Linked DNA regions of Homo sapiens: region 1 is linked to region 2. Evidence: chromatin loops called from intact Hi-C (ENCODE). Cell type or tissue: mammary epithelial cell. All regions are shown on one strand. Links, peaks and the distances in the headings refer to the core of each region. The heading gives the core; the rest is flanking DNA. Region 1 has its middle 22 kb from the start of ZNF181. Region 2 has its middle 18 kb from the start of KCTD15.

Region 1 (8,335 bases), core at 111-8,110, 930 kb after region 2:
AACAAGATGAGATTGTCTATGAAAATTCTAGCAGAAGGAGGCCTGAGAAAGCTCCGAAGGATCAAATGTGGAACAATCTGAGCAATGAAATAAATCACATAGTATGGGATTATAACCCAGAGTATAAAATAGTATAAAATAACATACGGTTGGCCCTTTGTATGCGTGGGTTTCACATCTGTAGGCTCCACATCTGTTCATTCAACTGAGCATAGATTGAAAATACTTGGGGAGTAGGGGAGGGAATTCCACACAATTTCAAAAAGCAAAACTTGAATATATCCCATACCGAGCGCTATCTTGAATCCATGTGAAGGAAGTTGTATGTGGGCATTGCATTAGGAATTATAAGTAATCTAGGAATGACTTAAAAGTGTACTGGAGGATGTGTGCAGGTTACATGCAAATACTATGCCATTCTATATACGGAACTTGTACACCTGTGGATTTTAGTGTCCATGGGAGGTCCTGGAACCAATTCCCCATAAATCCAAAGGGACAACTACATGTGAGTCTATACTGATAAAAATAAATGATTATGTTCTCACTCATAAGTGGGAGCTAAGCTATGATGATGCAAAGGCATAAGAATGATACAGTGGATACTGGAGACTCAGGGGAAAGGGTGGCAGGGAGGTGAGGGATAAAAGACTATACACTGGGTGCAGTGTACAATGCTTGGGTGATGGGTGCACCAAAATCTCAGAAATCACCACTAAGGAACTTATTCATGTAAACAAACACCACATGTTCCCCAAAAACCTATTGAAATAAGAAAAGAAACAAAAAAAACAGGGAAGAAAAAAAATACAAATAAATGATTGAACAAATAAATAAATGAGAAAGAAAAGACAGATATTCCTTACAGAATAATTCCAAATTATATATATATAGATCCTCCCCTCCCTGCTACTGTTTTCCCCATTTCCTACTTTTTTCTTTTTCTTTTTTAGAGACAGGGTCTTCCTCTGTCACCCAGGCTGGAATGCAATTGCGTGATCATAGCTCACTGCAGTCTCAACCTCCCAGGCTCTCAAGCAATCCTCCTGCCTCAGCCTCCCAAGTAGCTGGGACCACAGTCCACCACACTCTGCTAATTTTGTTATTTTTTAAGAGACAGGGTCTCACTATGTTGCCCAGGCTGGCCTTGAACTCCTGGGCCCAAGGGATCCTCCTGCCTCTGCCTCCCAAAGTGCTGGTATTGTACACTTGAGCCACCACACCTGGCCACCCTACTCTTGTCTTCAGAAACATCTAGCCACCATCAAGCTTACTGCCCTCCCACCTTGAGTATGTGCTGGATGTTTCCCAAGAAAATAGTAGGGAAAGGGAAAAACAGTAGAGAAAGCCAACACAGATGACACTAATCAAGTGATAAGTGATAACCAGTGCCTAGACATTGATGTCACAGGGTCCTGCACTTCCAGGGTGTGTTCCCTAAAATCCTAATCCCAATGTAAATATTATGAGAAAAAATGCCAAACTCAGCTTGGTGGGCATTTGACGATGTCCACCACCTCAACACTACCAAGGCCATAAAAAAGCAAGGCAGGACTAAGACAGTGTCACACACCAGAAGACATGATGAACAGCTGACAGCTGGAGCTCATTGCTTGGCACCTCTCAACCAAGAGCCCTTACCAGACATGAATCCTGTTTTGTACAAGGTTCTAATCAAGGCCAAAAACCTTGCATTCTACCTTTGACTCTGCAGCTTCAGCAAACCTTATTCTGTCACTACTGACTCAGAGAAAAGGTCAGCCAAGAACCTCTAGCCAAAAACTGCCTTATTCTGAACTGACAAAGTACTGAAAACTTTCACTTTATTTAACTAATACAAAGCAATTTAATAAGCAAATATACAGTAAGTATCTGTAAAAGTTCTTGTTCATAGACTCCAGAGGCCAGGCACAGTGACTCATGCCTGATGAGTGTCTCTCCCAGCACTTTGGGAGGCTGAGGTGGGAGGATCGCTTGAGTCCAGAAGTTTGAGATGAGCCTGGGCAAGATGGGGAAACCCCATCTCTACAAAAACTAAAAATAAAAAAGTTAGCCAGGCTTGGTTGTGCACACCTGTGGTCCCTGCGACTTGGGAGGCTAAGATGGATGGCTTGAGCCTGAGAGGTTGAGGCTGCAGTGAGCTCTGATTGCACCACTGCAATCCAGCCTGAGCAACAGGAGACTCTGTCTTAAAAAAATAAGAAACCAAAATAAGTTTTAAAAATATGTAGTTTATAGACTCCAGAGCAATGGGGATGTCCCTTCAATTCATCTAACAGACATTTATAGAGCATCTACTTTGTGTTGGTCCTGGTCTGAGCCCTGAGGATGTAGCAGCACATTGGAGCTCCTCATACATCTATGGGTAGGGGGAGATAATCAGCAAATGGAAAGACACAGGCCTTTTCCTGCCCCACTGTGAGACCTGGCACAGGTATAAAAGGGCCTCAAATGGGGCCTGACGAACTTGCCACTGGCACCATGAAGCTGGCTCCTACTTTCGGGCTGCTCTTCACTGCCGTGCTCCTGATCTCCAGGGCAAGTAGGTGCCAGGCTGTGAATGCCTGGGGATGTGGATGCTGGGGCTTTGATGGCATCCAAGGGCAGTTTTGAGCATACATGGAGGGAAAGGGATGTGTAGGCTCTGATGAGTGTCTCTCAAGGGTCTGTCCACGTGTCATTGTGTTCCAGATTGTGACATCTGCCCAGTTGTGACAAAGGATGTTGATCTCTTCCTGGTGGGAACCCCTGATGAATATGTTGATCATGTGGCACAATACTGAACATCCTCATTAATATTGTCCAATGCTAGAAAGCTGAAGAACTGTTTCAATGGCAAATTGGCAGACGAGGACAAGAGGCATGTGCTCAGTGGGCTGGTGAGTGCAGCTGTGTGTGCCTGCACCTTAGTCTGGGTGGAGGGTCTGCTGGTTCTAGGGCAGTGGGTGGGAGTGCTTATTCTCCTCCCACCAACTTACCATTATGATATGTAATTGAGACTACTGGAAATAGATTTACATGTGAGGTGTGTAGCAACAGTAAAATGTATTTTAATAAAAGGTTATAAGAGGCATAAAAATATAAATTCTTGCCTAGGGTTAAAGAATTGTTTTAAATTAGAAAATATGAAGTTAAAAGTTCAAACAAGTGGTAGAAAGTGTAAAAATAAATCTTGCAAAAATTCTATGTATGAATATATTGACTAAATTCAAAAGGGTATTATATGGTTTTTCTCTAAATTCAGCATTAAAATAAGAGCATGACAAGGTACTCTCCCACCAAGGCCTTTCCCTGGGAATCTGGGAGGAAAAGGAACCTCGTGAATGAGGAGGTAGAGAGGAGGGAGCAGACACCAATGACGCAGGGAAGGGCCAGGAAGGGGGATTCAGCTAGCCCTTGAGCTTGTGGGCTGGCTCTGGCTGTTCAGCTCTGTAGGCTAGCCTGGGAACCTCCAGGACCTCCTGTGTCCATGGCACCACTCAACCTCAATTTTAGACCCTTGGCTCTGACCTCCTGGCCTACAGCCTCTCGAGCACATGAGACTCTCCAAACCATGAGCCCTGGGTCTTTCTAATACAGGATTTATTAAGAAATTATTTTTAGGCAGCTAGAAAGGGTAAAAGTTCTCGGTGGAATTTTCCTTTAATAAAAAGCAGCCCCAAACCATTTCTTCTCCGACAGAAAGCAGCCTGATATATATGAAAACTAGGAGCTTTCATATGTAAATGCCAGCAGCGGTACCTGGAAGCCAGGTACATTGAATATGGTGGTTCCTGCTCTCCTTTTCCTTGTCACCGTGTGTGTAGGAATCATGGTGACCCACCAGGTAGAACCACATTTGCATAATAAAAGAGTAGGGTGGGAAGGCCAGTCTTTTTGCAGGCTATGCAAATGGAACGTCTAGTCAAACCAATCCCCTGGGCCCTATGTAAATCAATCACCACCTCCCTAAGCCTCTGCACAAAATCGATTGCATCCTGCTGCAAACTGGAGACCCTCTCTTGGGCGACCTGCTTTCTCAGCATGAGGAAGCCTTTTCTCTCTCTTCTTCTTCTTTGTCTATTAAACTTTCTGCTCCTAAACCCACTCCTCATGTGTATTCGCGTCCTGAATTTTTTTCGACTGAGACAAAGAAACAGGGTATATACCCCAGTCAACCAAGCTGTTTCATCTGGCGGTTCTCATCCAGGATCAGGATCAGAATGGAAGATAGAAACATCGGACTGGTGAGTATGGAGTGAGCCTCAAATCTGCCCTTTAATCTCAAGGCTGTCTTCAAACCAGTTTTTTTTTTTTTTTCCACAGAGTTCCTAGCCATCACATGAGGCTGGGAGAAGTCCTAGGGCAACTGAGAATTTCTGTCCAGGGCACACCCTGGCATTATTCAAAGGCTTCGGGACTGAACCCAGCCTCCAACAGCCCATCCAAGTGTTGATCATGGATCTCCAGCTATCCTGTCACAAAATTTTCCTTTCTTTTCTATCTGCTGTCACTATGTCTCCTATCCTCTGTGTGTGCAGTGTGCAGGAAATTTTACAGTTCAGGGAAACAGTTCTGTTAGGAAAGATCAGCAAACACCACGTGCAGCAACTCAACAAGCATCTCTATCCTGCCTCTGGCGAGCACATGTTATTTCTAAGCCAACAGCGCCACCTAGTGGAAATATAAATCCTCTTCATGTGGCAAATCGCCGGTGTTTTACAGTAATACTGCAGCTTCTCAATTCTTTCTTTTTGCACCGCTAGAAATCAGCCTCTAAGGTCTTTCTGTGAATGGGAAAGCTCCAACTTCAACAATTAGGAGGAAAATGTCCTTCACAGCCAAATGTTAGCGCCCATACTGTGCCAACAGCAGGAAAAATCACCATTAGGTCCCTACGTTCATTTCTGTCTCCAATGAGAGCAGTACTTAATTAGTAAAGTGATTTTAAGTACAGAGGTTAAACAGAACCATTTTGCTATGGGTAAATATTTTAGCACAGGCCATAATAGCAGGTAATTTAGCACACTGACTCTGTTAAAGAAGGCTTGCCCAAAGGGGACACAGTCTCTCCAGAGATCCATTTCTTCAGGAAGCCAGGCAGATCACACAGATCGATAAGCTAAGGCAGTGTGGGTAAAGCATGGTTAATCCCATAACTTAGTTCATAAGGTTCCATGACTTGGAGGACCACGCCTACAACAATGGGCAGCACAGTTAACACAATGCTGGGACACAGGAACCAAGGAGAGAAAACTGTTGGGGGGATGCTCCCACTGTCTTCCTCTCCACCCTAGGTCACAGTGAAAGGACACCTAGGGAGTAGAAACAGAGGGACAAAAGAACTACAGGGCAAACAAAAATGTTAACAAAATGGCAATAGTAAATGGTAGGAGACTTCCACATGTCACATTTAATAATAGACAGACCATCTAGACAGACAACGTATAACAGACTTAAACAAAATCATAGAACAAATGGATCTACCAGACACACACAGAACTTTCCTCCCAACAGCGGAAGACATTCTCCTCAAGAATACACACTACAGTCTCCAGGATAGAAGACAAGTTAATTCGAAAACAAGTCTTAACAAATTTAAGATCAGAACCATATTCAGTGTCTTTTCTAGCCACGGTGGAATGAAACCAGAAATCAAAACTGGCAAGAAAACAGGGAAGTTTATATATATGTGGAAAAATTCAAAATTTCTTGACACAATTGCTGCACTTCTGATCAAATGGCTCTTGCAGATATTTATAGACTATTTCATCCAACAGCTGCAAAATATTATTTCTTTCCATAAGAACATTTAACAAAGAATGAGTATTTGATAGGAAAACAGGATGACTATAGTTAATAATCATTTAATTGTATATTTTAAAATAACTGAAAAAGTATAATCAGATTATTTGTAACACAAAGAATAAATCCTTCAGGTGACGGATACCCCATTGACTCTTTTTCTTTTTTTTTTTTGACAGAGTCTAGCACTGTTGCCTGGGCTGGAGTGCAATGGTGCAATCTCGGCTCACTGCAACCTCCGCCTCCTGGGTTCAAATGATCTCCTGCCTCAGCCTCCCAAGTAGCTGGGATTAAAAATACAAAAAATAAAAATTTTTGTATTTTTAGTAGAGACGGGGTTTCACTATGTTGGCCAGGCTGGTCTTGAACTCCTAACCTTGTGATCTGCCTGCATTGGCCTCCTGAAGTGCTGGGATTACAAGTGTGAGCCACCACACCCAGCCTCCCGTTGACTCTTATGTGATTATTATACATCGTTTGCCTGCATGAAAATATCACATCAAGTATCATTTCTGACCACAATGAAGTAACACTATAAATCAAATCAATAACAAGATAAATTTTCTAAAATGAACAAATATATAAAAATGAGACAATGAGCAAATAAACAAATTAAGAAGCAAATTAAAAAAATTTTTGAAGCAAGTTAAAATAGAAATGCCACATACCAAAGCCTGTGTGATCCAGCAAACACAATATTAGCAAGAATTTTGATAATAAATATCTTCATCAAAAATGTAGAAAAAGTTCAAATAAAACCTGCACAACATAACAAAATCTATAGGGTACTGAAAAGGCAATAATAACAAGGTAGTTTAGTAGTAACTACCTACATCAAAAAAAAGAGAGAAAGATTTCAAGTAAAACTTAATGCATTTCAAGGAACTAAAAGAGCAAATACAAACCAAACCCAAATTTAGCAGGAGGAAAGATATAATAAAGATCACAGCAGAAATAAATGAAATTGAGACTAAAAAATAGTATAGAAGATTAACAAATGAAGAGTTGGTTTTGTTAAAAGAAAAAAAATCATCAGACCATTAACTAGATTGTGAAAAAAGACCCAAGTAAATAAAACCAGAAATGAAATAGTAGACATCACAACTGATACCACGCAAAAACGAAGTATCATTAGAGATTGCTACCAGTAACTATAAGCTAACAAATTAGAAAACGTACCAGAAATGTGTAAATTATTAGACATATAAAATTTACCAAGATTGAACCAAGAAGAAATAGAACTCCTGAATAGAGCAATTACAAGTAATGAGATTGAACCTGTAATAAAATGTCTCCATCAAAGAAAAAACCCAGGCTCCATTTTCTTCCAGAATTGTACAAAATATTTAAGAACTAATACCAATTCTTCAAAAAGTCCTCCAGAAAATTGAAGGGAATGAAATTCTTCCAAACTCATTCTACAAAACCAGCAATACCCTGATGGCAAAACCAGACAAGGACACACACACATACAGAAAACAACAACAACAACAACAACTATAGGCCAATATCCATCATCCTCAACAAAATTCTAGCAAACCAACCCCAACAGCACAGCAAAATGATCATTCCCCATGATCAAGTGGGAGTTCTCCCAGGAATGCAAGGATGGTTCAAAATACACAAATCAATACATGTGACACATCACATCAACAGAAGGAAGAACAAGAACCATACAATCATGTAAATAGATGCAGAAAAAGCATCTGATAAAATTCAACTGTGCTTCATTATAAAAACTCTTAACAAACTGGGTGTAAAAAGAACGTATGCCAATATAATAAATGAAATATATGGCAAACCCACTGCCAACATCATAGTGAATAAGGAAATATTGAAACGTCATTCTCTAAAATCTGGAACAAGAAAAAAAAGTGGCCACTTTCACCAGTTTTATTCAACATAGTACTGGAAGTCCTAGCCAGAGCAGTTAGGCAACAGAAAGAAATAAAGTGCATCCAGACTGGATAGGAGGATGTCCCAGTCTCTGCTTGCAGATGACATGGTCTTGTATATAGAAAAACCTAAAAGGACCAACAAAAACTCTTAGAACTGATAAAGAAATTCAGTAAAGGCACAGGATACAAAATCAACATATAAAAATCAGTAGCATTCGTACACATCAGCAACAAATTAGTAAAGGAAGAAATTGAGAAGGCAAACTCATGTAAAATAGCTACCAAAATAAGAATAAATTTAACGAAAGAGGTGAAAGACCTCTACCCAAAAAGCTATAAAACGCTGATGAAAGAAAGTGAAGAGGACATCAAAAGTGAAAAGGCATCCCATGTTCATGATTGGAACAATTAATGTTGTGAAAATGAGCATATCACCAAAAGTGATCTGCAGATTCAATGCAATCCCTGTCAAAATATCAATGATATCTTCACAGAGGTAGAAAAAACAATCCTAAAATTGGTAAGAAACCACAAAAGACTCAGAATAACCAAAGCAATCCTCAGAAAAATGAACTAAGTTGGAGGCATAACACTTCTTGAAGTCAAAATAGATTATATAGCTATGGTTAAAACAAAAACAACACAACAACAAA
Region 2 (8,335 bases), core at 316-8,315:
AGGGAGACCTCCCTCGGGTTCCAGCTGGAAGCGGCTTGGACCATCCAACAGAAGTGACCCAGAGGGGCAGGGAAGAGGCTGTGGTCAGGGCCTGGGGAACTCTTGGGACCCGTGGAAGCTGAGACAGCAGATGCTGAGGGGCCCAGAAAGCCAGAGTAGCTGCCCTGCACCTTGGCCAGGACCAGGGTCCATGTGAGAGGAGACAGGGAAGTGCCTGGCTGAGGACAACCTAAAAAGAGGTGCCCTGGGTCCCGGTGCTCAAACGTGAGACCACGTTCATGTGCAGGAAAGTGTCCCTGGTCATGGGTGCATTTGGTGAAGCCAGAGGCAGTGCCCCTATGGCATCTGCTCAGCAGGGAACACCTGAACTCTCCGCTGACACAGCATCTGGGAGCAGCTTGGAGACAGTGAGGATGACACAGCCCCTCCCCTGGGTGAGCGTGTGTGTGCGTCTGCATGTGTGTGTCGGGGGAGAAGGCACATGCACTTGTATCATCTCTCAGAGAAACGCCGGCTCAAGCTGGACAGACGTGGACACACAACGCATCCATCAGTGGGGGGCTTTTGTTGCAGGTGGTGATGACAGAAGACAGGTGCAGGCAGTGACCATGATCACCACTTGACAGCCCTGAGAGTGACCTCCAACTGAAGGCCAGAGGCCCAGCCTGGAGACCAACCCAGCTCCAACCCCCAACCCCAGCCCCAAACCTCACAGGGCTCAGGAAGAGCCGACTCAGTGCAGTGGTAGGGAAGTATGTGTGTGTGCACGTGTGCATGTGTCTGTGTGTGTGTCTGGGTGTCTGTGTGGGTGTCTGGCCTGTGCTGTGGGGTGGGTGGATGTGAGCGCGTATATGTCTATGTGTGTGTCTGGCCTATACTCTCCACATGTGTGTTTGTGAGTGTGTGTGTTTGGCCTGTACTGTGGGTGGGTGTGAGCATATGGATCATGTGGGTGGGTGTGTTTGTGTGGATGTCTGGCCTGTGCTGTGGGATAAACGGGTGTGAGCATGTGGGTGTGTGTGTCTGGCCTGTGATGTGGGGTGGGTGGGTATGAGCGTGTGTGTGTGTGTCTGTGTCTATGTCTGTGTGTGTGTGTGTGTTTCTGCCCTGTGCTGTAGGGTGGGTGGGTGTGAACGTGTGTGTGTGTCTCTGGCCTGTGCTGTGGGGTGGGTGTGAGCATGTGTGTGTTTGTGTCTGTGTGTGTCTCTGTGTGTATGTCTGGCCTGTGCTGTGGGGTGGGTGGGTGTAAGTGTATGTCTGTATGTGTGTTTCTGTGTGTGTCTGGCCTGTACAGTGTGAGTGTATGTTTGGCCTGTATCATGTGGATGGGAGTGAGCATACAGGTAATGTGGGTCTGTGTGTCTGCGTGGGTGTGTGTCTGTGTGGGTGTCTGGCCTGTGCTGTGGGCTAAATGGGTAATGAGTATGTGGGTGTGTGTGGGGGGAGGGAGGTATCTGGCCTGTGCTGTGGGGTGGGTGTGAGCGTGTGTGTGTGTGTGTGTTTCTAGCCTGTGCTATGGGGTCAGTGGGAGCGTGTGTGTCTGTGTGTGTGTGTTCCTGGAGTGAGGGGTGTGCATTGTGTGTGAGCCCGCGTCCATGCCGGGTGTGGGCTGTGTGCAGTCTGAGTCCTGCCCGTCTCCAGGACCATCTCGTGCACCTGCTCCTCGTCTCTCCCTGCCCATTCGCTGGCCATTTTGTGGATGTCACCTGGAAGGGGCCAACTGATCAGAGACCCTAGAAAGGGCCACTGGCAGCTCCCAGGGGCAAAGGAGGCCCATTGAGTTGGGAGAAGAACAGCCCAAGCCCCAGGGCCCTCCCCAGCTTGGTCCCCCTGTGGGCCCCTCCGGGCGGCCCCAGGGAAGTCCCTGCCAGGCCTCTGCCCTTGAGTGGCTGAGACCTCCTGGATGGGAGCCCCACTCTCTGAGTGGTGACGAGAACAGACGTCCCAAAGCCTAGGGTCCCTCCTGGGGCTTGGGAGCCCCAAAGGCCTTGAGTATCCTGGGGAGATAGGATTCAAGGTCCACACAGATGGTCAGGTGGGAAACTCGGGCAGTTCTGGCTCCCCCCAGCTCCCCCTCCTCCCTGCTGTCTCGACAGGGTTTGGTGGCCCATACAGGGCCTGTCCAAGGGGCCCAGGACAAAGTCAGGCAGGCAGTGGACAGGGGGTCCCCCATCATCTCCCCCTACTCTCAGGCAGGGTTTGCCAATTTCATCCTCAGGGCTGAGCCCCTTGGTGGGGGACAGGAGCCTGTGGAGCCCATGGTTCTGAGGCCTGGAGGCGGCCTCACCTCACTGCCCCTATCTCTTCTTGGCCCCTTCCTCTTCAGGGAGCACTCGTGGTGAACCCAGCGAACATCCTGCTGGCGTCCCTCACTCCTCCACTGCTCTACAAGCCCAGGGGACCCAGAGCTGGGCACAAGAGGCTGTGTTGAACCACGGGATCCAGAAATGGGCAAAGGTGAAAGTTGGGGGTGGGGTAGTCTGGGCTCAAGTAACACTGCCCCTACCTCCGGGGACTCCCAGCTGATGGGTACCATGACTCCTGAATGAGGAATAGGCAGGCGCCCCGGGGAGCAGGGTGTGGGGAGAGGACTGTATGTTAGCCCCACTGCCCTGCCCGGGCCGGGGAGGGGGTGTGGGAGCCCTGAGCTGGGTTCTTCACACTGCCCTGGCCTGGCTGCTTGTTGGCCCTTCTCACTGCCCAGGGCACGCTTTGCACAAGAGGCTCTGTTGGGAGATGGCAGCAGAGGGGGACCCGGGGTCTGGGCCAGGCCGGGGCTACTAGGGGACTATCCTCCTGCCTCTCCTTCACCCTGGGCCGGCCTCAGGAAAGGAGGAGCAGGGGAGCAGCTGGAGGTGCCAAGAGCTCTGGAAGCTAGGGAAGGGGGCAGGGGGCAGGGGCAGAGGGCAGAGAGAGCAACTTCCTGTCACGGGCCTGGGCGACCCTTCCGCGCCACCTGGGTATGCCAGCCTGAGTCAAGTGGACAGTGAGTGCTGAGCGTGGAGAAGTGCAGGTGCGTGCGCGAGGTGTTTAAAGAGGAGACCAAGGGACTGGGACCCTGAGTGTGTCGGGGGTGCAGGTGTCGGGGGTCACTCGTGCTGGGTGCTGCGCTGTGGCCTCGTGTGCGTTGCCCAGTGCCCCTCTCCCAGCGGTGCTGTCCACTCATGCCTCGCTCTACTGTATAGGTGAGAAGACTGAGGCACAGAAAGGCGTGGCCAGAGCTGTGCAGCGCAGGAGTTGGAGCTGGGATTGCGCCCAAGCGGCCGGCAGGGGCTCCCTCGCGTTCGTACCCACAGGCGCAGAGCCGTTCTCCGCCGCCAGGTGGGGCTAAGTCCCCGCTCCCGAGCAGCGGCTTGGGGATCCCCGGCGGGGCCGCCAGGTGGCAGCAGCGCTCTGGCCGCGCGGCTCCAGCTCCCGGGCGCCCCGCGTCCCCAGCCTCCCCACCGCGCAGTCGGCTCCTCTGTCACCTCGCCCTCCCAACCATGGGGTCACGGGGCTCCCGCCCCTCCACTGTCTGCGGGCGGCCTCCAGAGGTTACTCTCAAACCCACCAGCTCCAGGGGACCCGCCTGTGCTAACACTAAGCCCCCAAACACCCGCAGCGCCCCTAAAGCAGTGACATCCACAACCTCCCCGGGGGCTTGTCCTGCACGCTCCATCAGGGTGATGTCAGGCCTTCTCCAACCTCAACCACAACACGAACGCACACGCGCAAACACAAATGCATGCACACACACAGGCACAGACGCACAGACACACACAACCACACACACAGACACACAGACACCCATCCTCACAAACACACACCCAGACAGATATGCAGACACACGCATGCACACAGACCCAGATGCACGCGGACACACAGACACACACGTAAACACACAGAAACATGCACGGCTCAGGACGGGGCTTCTTGCTGCATTGAAATAAATGGGAAGAACCGGAAGGTCCCTCACTGTCTCAGCCAAGTGCATGCACTTCCCACGCTGAGCCCTGTCCTCCACTTCCCCTCCTGCACTGGCCAGAGGTCACCCCCGACACACACACACACACACACACACACACACACACACACACCAGATCCCAGTCCCTTAGCCTACTCCTTAAGCACCTCCCGCGCGCACCTGCGCCCTCTCTGCACACACAGCAGGCTTTCCCATCAGCAGAAAACAAGCTGTCAATGCCCCACCTTTAAAAACGGGGAAGCCGTAGCCAGATGGCCCCTGCAGCGCCTGCCCATTTCTCTCCTCTCCTTCCTGGCAGAACCCACCCCTCAGCCCCCATGGCTTCACCTCCTTTTCCACTCTGGACCCCACCCTGGCCTGCCTTCCAATCTTGCCACCCGCAGAGTCCGCTGACAAGGCACCTTCCACTGCCGCACGCTGGCAATCCCAGGCACTCTTCTGCCTACACACTCCCTGGGCGAGCTCCCCATCACCCCTGTGCTAGACTCCCGGATTTGCCCCTGCAGCCCTGATCGGTAGACCCCCATGGCCAGCCGCCTCACCCCCAGCTGTCGGCACGTCCAGCGGGTGTCTCCACTTGAACGTCTCACCTGAGCCGCACACCTTTCACACCTCAAGCCCCTCCTCTCCCGGCTTCCCGGCTCAGCCTTCCCTACAAGCCCTGGATCGTCCCTTTCGCCCTGCCTCCCAAGGGCATACTGAATCCATGTCCATTCTCCCTCTCCAGGGCTGTCATTTAACCCAAGCCATTATCACACTAGCATCTCCTGCCTTGGCACCTAAAGTAATAAGTAACTATGGAATTTACCGGTTTACCAGGTACTGCTCTAAGTATTTCATATTTTTTGTACCCTGCCCCTCGCGATCCCGGCTGACTGCAAACTCCGCCTCCTAGGTTCAAGAAATTTTCCTGCCTCAGCCCCCCGAGTAGCTGGGATCACAGGGGCCTGCCACCACACCGGGCTAATTTTTGTATTTTTAATAGAGACGGAGTTTCACCATGTTGGACAGGCTGGTCTCAAACTCCCGACCTCAAGTGATTCACTCGCCTCGGCCTCCCAGAGTGCTGGGATTACAGGCTTAAGCCACCTCGCCTGGCTAGCGTTTCACATATAAGAGCTTATCTAATCCTCACTACAACCCTGGAAGACCGTTATCATCCTCCCCATTTTTTGCAGATGAAGACATTGAGACACAGAGAGGTTAAGTAATCTGCCCAAGGCCACACAGCTATAATGGGGATCTTCCAGAATTCAGAGCCTGATGGTTTGGCCCTGGCTCTGTGTGCCCATGAGTGCACAGTTCTTACTGGCTCTCTGGTGTTCCAATGGGGTAGGAGGTTTTGCGACAGCAGAGAAGGAATTGAATGGTCACTAGGGCAAGGGAAAGACAAGCTCTCTGGAGAAAGAGAGGGAGTGTCTCAGGCATTGCTTTGCACCCATTTGCAGTTTATGATGGATGTGCAGGGCACCAGCATGCCTTCCTGCTGCAGCATAAGCAAGGTCACAGCGGGGCTCCTCCTAGACCTGTGTGACAGAGGAGTGAAGGACACAGAGAATAGTCACCCAATCAGGACAAGGCTGGATGAGGAAGGGCATCAAGACAGGAAGGGCTGATAGGCAGAGAGAAGGCGCTGGGGTCTGCGGAGGAAGTGAGGCGGGAGTTGGGGACCTGTGACCTTGGAGATGGTGTGGTTTCCTGTGGTGACAGGCAAACTGTGGCCAGGGGTGGCAGTGGCCAGGATCACGATGATGACTTTCACCTCTGCCCACCATGATAATCTCCTGGATGGAGATGACCTCGGTTCCAGGGCTTGTGAACAAGTCACGCCCCACAGAGGGACCCTCTTCAGCCTCCTCTGGGGTCTGGTGACACGGTGGTCCTGTACCTGTGCCTCTGGCTCCATCAGTTCACACTTGCTACCTGCCTGCTTACCTGCCTGCTGTCACCTGTTCCAGCCTGTATCCACCTGCCTGTGACTACCTGAGTTTGCCTGTGACCACCCACACCCATCTGTCTCTCTCTGCCTTGGTGGGTGGTGGTTTTGGGGCTACAGGTCAGCCCCCTCCTCCGCGTGCAGGGCCTGAGAGCAGGGGCGTGGGAGACGGAGTCTGCCAATCTGGCCGCACCAGCTGGAGATGAGCCCAGGACTGCTGACGCCTCCAGCCTGCCTCTGGGGAGACCATGCTGTGTGGATGACAGTCCCCTAAGACCCGGAAGCGAGCCACGTCTGGGAGGATGAGATGGGGTCGGCAAATCTGGGCCGGGAGGGAAGGCTGCATTCTTGCTCTCCAAACCGATGTGCTGAATTTTACTTTTCCTTTTAGTTATTTCTTCTTCTTAAATCCTGTTTCTCTCCCTGAGGCAGCTAATCTATTATTTAACATCGGATTGTGGGATTGAAACTCCAAGGCAAATTGAAAATTATTTGTGTTTGAGGTTTCAGGCGTGAAGCTGAGGCAACCATTTCTGAGAGATCCTGAGAACCCGGGCAAAGGTAGCGAACCCACAGCACTGTTCCTGGAAGGGGCTGAGAGGACTGGGGTGCAGGAAGCGTTCCACAGACCTGGCAGGCTGGGGGGCCCCGCTATGCTCCAGCCTTGCCCACCCAAAGCCCGCAGCTCGGGGGTCATTAATCTCCATGTGGCATTTCACTTGGGAAATGCTGTCAACACCTCCCACTGGCCAAAGTCCTCAAGAGGCTGGGCAGGTGCCATCAGTCACCCTGGGCCTGTGCCCACCCTGGGGGAAATGCCTCGGTCATGAGAGGATTAATGACACGAGGAGAAGGGCTCGTCATCATTTTTCAAGGTTCGGCTCTCTGTAGATCTGCAGGCAGGATTGCTGGCCTAACAGTCAGTGGAGAGTGACCCAAGGCTCTGGAGAGTGACCAAGGAACACGGCTGAGGGTGGGGGGCCCTGGCCTGGACCCCCGCTGAGTGCCCGAAGACTGATGGAGCATGCGACCTCCTAGCGCTGGCTCTCAGGACATGAATCGGGACCAGAAGGAGGAGTGGGCTTGAGCCCAGGGGAGTGTGAACAAACACTGTGTGAGCCCCACATAGACATCTGCGGATCACGGAATGGGGGAACTGGGAGACGCCAGGTCAGGGAGATCCTTGGATTTTGGATAAGGGATAAGGAGATTGGATTTTGTGTTGGAAACAGCGGAACCATTGAAGGAGGGGTGTACTACGGTCAAGTTCCATGCCCAGAAGGATCCAGAATGAGGCTGAGGGGCTGTCTTCATCCATCTTAGTCTGTCTGGGCTGCTACATCAAAAATCCCATAGACTGGGTGACTCAGACAACAAACAATTTCTCACAGTTCTGGAGGCTGAGATCAAGGCGCCAGCAGATGCAGTGTCTGGGGAGGGCCGGTTTCCTGGTTCATAGGGGGCCCTCTTCCTGCTGTGAACTCATGGCAGAAGGGGTGAGGAGCTCCCCAGGGCCTCGTTTATCAGGGTGCTAATCCCATTCACGAGGGCTCCACCCTTAGGACCTAATCACCACCAAAAGGCCCCACCTCCTCACACCATCACTTTGGGGTTGAGGATTTCAACATAGGACACAATATTGTCAGGGGACATTCGGCGCATAGAAGAGGCTATCAGCACATCTCCATCCAACACTTAGAGCGGTCACACGTGTCAGGCCTTGTGCTAGACCTGGGTGATGGCACCCTTATGCCCCCAGCTCAGAACAGAGCTGAGCATCGAGGATCTGGGACCACAGAGAAGTGGGAGGAGTCTCCCACAAGGTCCTCTGCCACCCAGATTTATAAAGGAAAGAGGTTTAATCGACTCACAGTTCCACATGGCTGGGGATGCTTCAGGAAACTTACGATCATGGCAGAAAGGGAAGCAAACACGTCTTTCTTCACATGGCAGCAGGAGAGAGAAGTGCCGAGCAAAGGAGGAAAAGCGTCTTATAAAACCATCAGATCTTGTGGAACTCACTCACTATTACAAGAACAGCACGGGGGTAACCGCCCCCACGATTCAATTACCTCCCAGTGGATCCCTCCCATGACACGTGGGGCTTATGGGAACTACAATTCAAGATAAGATTTGGGTGGAGACACAGCCAAACCATATCACCGTGGGATCTCAATGAAACTGCAGCCATAGCTGCCCATCATGAACTGGGTCCTGTCAGAACCACCAAGTCAAAAGGCCAAGTGGACTCAGCACCTCCTATCAAAAGATAGAAGTTGGCCAGATGCAGTGGTCACACCTGTAATCCCAGCACTTTGGGAGGCAGAGGCAAGAGGATCGCTTAAGGCCAAGAGTTTGAGACCAGCCTGAGCAACATAGAGAGACCACGTTTCTACAAACAAAAAGTAAAAAATCATCCAGGTTTGGTGATGCAC

Evidence for each region. Hi-C counts contacts between places; a loop is a spot of excess contacts. Peaks named below come from ENCODE experiments on the same cell type or tissue, not always from the same donor. Only the 100,000 strongest peaks of a DNase experiment are listed, where the experiment ranks them.
Region 1: a loop joins it to region 2, with 18 times the contacts of the local background. A loop is called at or near these places in 14 of 110 quality-filtered maps.

The regions. Positions count from the first base shown.
Region 1 is chr19:34,708,221-34,716,555 of GRCh38, forward strand. It overlaps the pseudogene SCGB1B1P. Among named protein-coding and RNA genes, the nearest start is that of ZNF181, 22 kb to the right of the region's middle. In mammary epithelial cell, for the core only: a CTCF peak has its summit at 4,650 (motif pointing left); a DNase peak (open chromatin) is centred at 4,641.
Region 2 is chr19:33,774,862-33,783,196 of GRCh38, forward strand. No RefSeq gene overlaps it. Among named protein-coding and RNA genes, the nearest start is that of KCTD15, 18 kb to the right of the region's middle. RefSeq lists a silencer at 3,366-3,525. In mammary epithelial cell, for the core only: a CTCF peak has its summit at 3,326 (motif pointing right); a DNase peak (open chromatin) is centred at 3,310; H3K4me3 peaks cover 271 bases.